Regions from separate parts of the Homo sapiens genome. Here region 1 is linked to region 2. A link is a loop called in an ENCODE intact Hi-C map of the cell type or tissue named here. Cell type or tissue: PC-9. All regions are shown on one strand. Links, peaks and the distances in the headings refer to the core of each region. The heading gives the core; the rest is flanking DNA.

Region 1 (2,922 bases), core at 246-2,745, 150 kb before region 2:
TGGAAGATACGCAGTGATGTGCATCTTTGGAAACAGTCTGTCACAGCATTTTGCACAGCTGCTGTCAGGTGGGCAGTGGTCGTGATTCACTTGCCTTTCCCTCTTCATGCATAAACTTAGTTGTCTTCCCATTGACATTCCCATTGAACAACTACAATCTCTCAATGTTTCAATCAATGAACCGTTTAATAAGCAGTTGAAAAAGGAATCTGAATTCTAGTTGTTGTTTGAAATCTTTCAGTGATAAGTTCTTGTAAGATCAAAACATTTTGAGCATGAAGATCTGCAGAATAGTTTTCAATAGTTTGGAAAACAACCCCAGAGACAATAGTGAGGCACCCTTTCAGAAAATGTCCTGTGATGTCACAGACCACACAACCACATATAAAAACAGAAAGTCTGAAAGTGATTCAGAAGAATTACATTCTAAATAAAAGTAAGTTTTAGTAAAATTTAATATCTGAGATGAAGATGGGAGGGAGGCACTGGACAGAAAAGCTAGCTGACATTCCAAATATATCATTGCTATTTCATGACAGGACAATAAATATTTGGGTTGAACAATATGAAAGTGTCCTTCTTATAGATCCAAACCATCAAATGGTGAAAAACCTCCTGATTTCAACCTAATGGGTCCTACAGAATACTAAGGAAAGATTTCCTGACTTGGATAGCCCAACACAGAAGGCGCTTAAACAGAAAAATGGATAGCATGGTATTTATCTGTCAAGATGAGGCGAGAGAAGTTAAATTATATACTATTGTTCGAGGACAGACAAGGCCTAGGAACTTAGCACTGTGTGATTCTGTAATGAGTCTGTGCCATATACTGAAATTATATATTCATGATTATGGACCATTTCAAAATGGTAGCAAATTTACCACTATCCTACTTCTCTCCTACTTTTCAGAAAGTTTACTTTCCTATAATTGAGTGCCTTCTTTTTATTAAGAATCTGAAGTTTTTCTCAGTCTTATCTTCTCTTGACTTTTTCTTTACTAATTAGCCTTCTATTATTGATAGTTCCATTTTCCTTCTTACTGAAAGGTATCATTTCTTTTTTCTCTCTTACTCACTGTCATTCTAGTAGTGTCCATACCTGGCAATAACCTGAATGCATTGCGCAGGCATTTTTGCTAATCAAATAATCTATCTTGGAAATGTACAGTAACAAAGGGAATAATTGAATGGCCACTAAAGAACTATTTGTGTCTGAGTATTATCAAAAGAATGCACAAATTTTTCTAGAATCAAGGTAGTGAGAAAATGGTTTTTCCTCTAGTGATTGAATAGAAGAGACTTTACCCTTGATTGGCTACTAAACAAACAAAGAATCCTGGAAGAGAATCTGTAATCTCAGCACCCTCTGAAAAGTCACTGGACTGACTGCTTTAGCAACTGTCATTAATGGTGCAATTACTGGCATTGACCGAAAGAGGGCAGTTAAATCCTATAATGAGATAATGAGAATAATGTGTAGTAAGACATCAGTTGTTAAAGTGGTGTCATGAGGAAGAAGAAACAGAGGAAAAGGCCATGAACAGAAAAAAAAGTTTTTTAAAAAAGCATAAAATTATACATATGTCAAGAACAAATAAGATCGTTTTGTCAATCCTAAGTTTCTGTGTACACAAATTATTAGAGAAAAATACTTTTTAATCATTCTATTTGTAAAGTCATCAGAGAAGGAAAATACAATCTCACTTTCTAGTATTTCACATACGCAATCTAAGCTGGTTTTCTCATTCTTCTATTCTCAGTAAAAGCATAGAGTAGCCATCAAAAACAACAAATGAGAGAGGACAAAGAGAATAGACGCGGAGGCGAAGAGATAAGCTTTGAAGGTGATAACTAATGTTATATTTAGCAATCGTCTACTTTATACATATGACCAACTTATTGAATGAACAGAATTCATATATTGCAATCAGGAAAGAGCTTTATTCTCCAACCAGAGCCTCCATACCCTTGGACAACTTATCAGACAAATCATTTAGCTCTTCTAATAAATTTAAGCTACTCTAACAGTCTCATTTGACTGAGAAAGTTTAATCCAATCTAAATCAAAATGTTATTCTTATAACCAATTCATTTTTTGTTTCAATTTTTTTTTTTTTTTTGAGACAGAGTCTCACTTTGTTGCCCAGGCTGGAGTGCAGCCCACGATCTCTGCTCACTGCAGCCTCCACCTCCTGGGTGGAGAATCAAGCGATTTTCCTGTCTCAGCCTCCCGAGTAGCTGGGATTACACGTGCCTGCCACCACGCCCGGCTAATTTTTGTTTTCCTCTACATACAGCTCTCACAAACCAGCAGTGGGGGAGTGATGCAGCCCTCCAGCCTCAAAGATGGGGAATTCAAAGAAGAGGGAAAAGTCTTGCTCTGGTACTATTGTTCTCTGGCCATGATTTTGTGTGGAAGTTACCTGGGATGGTTTTTTCATGTGTCAACTTTGCTAGGCAATAGTCCCCTGTTACTCAATCCAACACTAATCTAGATATTTATTGAAGGTATTTTGTAGATTTCGTTAAAGTCCGTAACCAGTTGATTTTAAGTAAGGGAAAGTATCCTAGATAATCTAGGTGAAATTGATTCAATATCAGTTGAAAGGTCTTAAGAGTGGAATTAAGGCTTCCCTGATAAACATGAATTTCTACCTATAGACAGCAGCTTCAGCAGCTTTGGCTTCTGCTAGAGAGTCCCAGCCTGCCCTTCCTGGCAGCCTGCCTTATGGATTTTGGAATTGCCTAGCCATGAGCCAATTCCTTGCAGGGTCTTGCTCAGTTGCCCAGGCTGGAGTGCTGTGGCACAATCACAGCTTATTGCCATCTTGAACTCCTGAGCTCAAGCGAGTCTCCAGCCTCAGCCTCCTGAATAGGTAGGACTATAGGCAAGCACCACCACACCCAGCCAATTTTTTATT
Region 2 (2,922 bases), core at 271-2,770:
TTTATACATGTATAGTTGAATAAGCACAGAATATCTCTGAAAAGATATACCAGAAACTGAGAATTAGCCAAGCCCCACCCACACACTTTACTGCCTACATTAGCTTGACTTTGCTATTCTACTGTCTTTACCAACAAGACTTTAGTATTTCAGGAAGCCCTTGCCCCAAAAATAAAAGCTGTAATGGGAATGGGTAATGGGTACAAAAAAATAGAATGAATAAAATGTAGTATTTGATAGCACAACAGAGTGACTCTAATCAATAATAATTTAGTGTGCATTTTAAAATAACTAAAAGTACAATTGTATTATTATTTTTTCTTGAAACAGAGTCTCACTCTGTCACCCAGGCTGGAGTGCAGTGGCTCAGTCTTGGCTCACTGCAACCTCTGCCTCCCAGGTTCAAGCAATTCTCCTGCCTCAGCCTCCTGAGTAGCTGGAATTACAGGCGCCCGCCACCACGCCCGCCTACTTTTTGTATGTTCAGCAGAGATGGGGTTTTGCCATGTTGGCCAGGCTGGTCTCCAACTCCTGACCTCAAGTGATCTACCCACTTCAGCCTCCCAAAAGTCCTGGGATTACAGGCGTGAGCCACTGTACCTGGCCTAATTGTATTGTTTGTAACACAAAGGATAAATGCTTGAGGTCATAGATATCCCATTTACCCGGATGTGATTATTACACATCACACGCCTGTATCAAAACATCTCATGTATCCCATATACCTACTCTGCACTCACAAAATGAAATTTTTAAAAACTTTTTATTTCCATAGGTTATTGGGGCACAGGTGGTATTTGGTTACATGAGTAAGTTCTTTAGTGGTGATTTGTGAGATTTTGGTGCACCCATCACCCGAGCAGTATACACTGAACCCAATTTGTAGTTTTTTATTCCTCTCTCCCTTCCCACCCTTTCCGCCCAAGTCCCCAAAGTCCTTTGTATCATACTTATGCCTTTAATTTTTTTTAACTGAAAAAACTTTTTAAAATAAAACTTTTAAATAATGTTATTGTTCATTTCAGGAATATCCAGACAACGTATTTTAAATTGCTTAGCTTTCCAGTACAGTTATCAAATGATTATTCATGCTCCAAAACTTTTTTAAGCCCTCACCTTGCTAAATCATGATCCGTACCCAAACTTAATCAGAGCCCTTCACTGAAAGACCCACCTTAATCCAACCTAGAACCTCATAAATATCCTCCCTTTGCCCTCCCCTCCCAGATGCTGCTCAAGTTTCCGCAAGGCGGTGTGCTCCCTTGCTAAGACATGAATAAACTCCAGCTTTGCCTATCTGTGAGATTTCGGGTGGTGTATTTCAGGGCGCTGACATTTGGCAAAAGTAATAGTATAGGTTACATCCGAGGAGGGAACTGAGAGAAGAAATGTGGAAGGTGTCTCTTAGGACCTTTGAATTTTTACGTGGGCGTGTATTGTCTATTCGAAAATAAATGCTAAAACAAAACAAAAAGTTTAAAAGCAGGACACCATTGTGTAATCTCCTTTCTGACCAGAAGGTGGCGCCTCCACCTTTCCTGGGGCTGGGGAAGGGGAAAGCTGTAGAGAGGGGAGAAAGGTCCCAGTGAAACAACAGGGGCCTACATTGAGAGTGGAAATTTTACCTCCTGGCAAGAAAGGTCCAGAATCTCTCTTCACAATAATAGCTAATATTTATTGAATATATATTAAATGCCAATTAAGATTTTTAAAACAGGCCGGGCACAGAGTCTCAAGCCTGTAATCCGAGGACTTTGGAAGGCTGCAGCCAGTGGACAGCTTAAGTCTAGGAGTTTGAGAAAAGCCTGGGCAACACGGTGAAACCCTGTCCCTATTTTTTAAAAATAAAAAATGAAAGATTTTAAAACAGCATTCTTCTTTTTTTCTTTTCTTTTTTTTTTTTTTTTGAGACGGAGTCTTGCTTTTTTACCTAGGCTGGAGTGCAGTGGCGTGATCTCAGCTCACTGCAACCCCCGCCTCCCAGGTTCAAGCAAATCTCCTGCCTCCCAAGTAGCTGAGATTACAGGTGTGCACCACCACTCCAGGCTAATTTTTATATTTTTAGTAGAGATGGGGTTTCATCATGTTGGCCAGACTGGTCTCGAACTCCTGAGCTCAAAGTGATCCACCTGCATCAGCCTCCCAAAGTGCTGGGATTACAGGCGTGAGCCACTGTGCCCAGGTTTAATACAGCATTCCTAAGGTAAAATTGGTATACAATAACAGCACATATTTAGTGTACAATCTGATGAATATTAACATGTATTCAACCATGAAACTATCACCATAATCAAGATAATGGAACATATCACCCCCAAAGCTTTCTTGTGCTAATTTGCAATCCCTCCCTTCCTCCCTATCAGTTTTAAGTACTTTACGTAGATAATTTTATCTTCACTACCACTCTTTGAGGTATTATCACTCCCATTTTACCAAGGAGGAAACTGAGGTATAGTTAGGCTAAATAAATTGCCCAAAGTCATTCAGCTAGCAAGATGTAGAGCTGTTATTTGAACACAGGCTGATTGACACTAGATACACACTACATCAGCAATTTTCAAACTGGAGTACATGTATCTCTGGGGTGTACAAAGCCTTTCCAACATGGACAGGGCTGAAATTTCCAGATTTTGACTTCCAGATGCAGTCTCCATCTTGACACTTCACCAAGAATGTTCTCTACGTGTCAAAGCATCTTCTTTCCCCTCTCCCTGCTCACTTTACAAAAGGTTACTGCAACTCTCATTCCTTCCATGGTATGCTGTTCTAGGGCACACACATACACACACACACACACATACCCCCTCTTGACCACCAAAGATAATTTGAAATATTGTCACTTTGTGTAGATAAAGTACTTTCATGAAAAATCTTTTTGGAAGTCAAGATTTATAATTCTTTCAACCAAATTAAAGGAGCATC

What was found. Hi-C counts contacts between places; a loop is a spot of excess contacts. Peaks named below come from ENCODE experiments on the same cell type or tissue, not always from the same donor. Only the 100,000 strongest peaks of a DNase experiment are listed, where the experiment ranks them.
Region 1: a loop joins it to region 2, with 7 times the contacts of the local background. A loop is called at or near these places in 20 of 110 quality-filtered maps.

What each region holds. Positions count from the first base shown.
Region 1 is chr12:9,038,103-9,041,024 of GRCh38, reverse strand. It overlaps a transcript of KLRG1 not described here. Among named protein-coding and RNA genes, the nearest start is that of LINC00612, 26 kb to the left of the region's middle. In PC-9, for the core only: CTCF peaks have their summits at 1,257 and 1,458 (motif pointing right); a DNase peak (open chromatin) is centred at 1,434.
Region 2 is chr12:8,889,344-8,892,265 of GRCh38, reverse strand. No RefSeq gene overlaps it. Among named protein-coding and RNA genes, the nearest start is that of PHC1, 24 kb to the left of the region's middle. In PC-9, for the core only: CTCF peaks have their summits at 1,334 and 1,534 (motif pointing right); no DNase peak of the experiment used is centred there; H3K4me3 peaks cover 407 bases.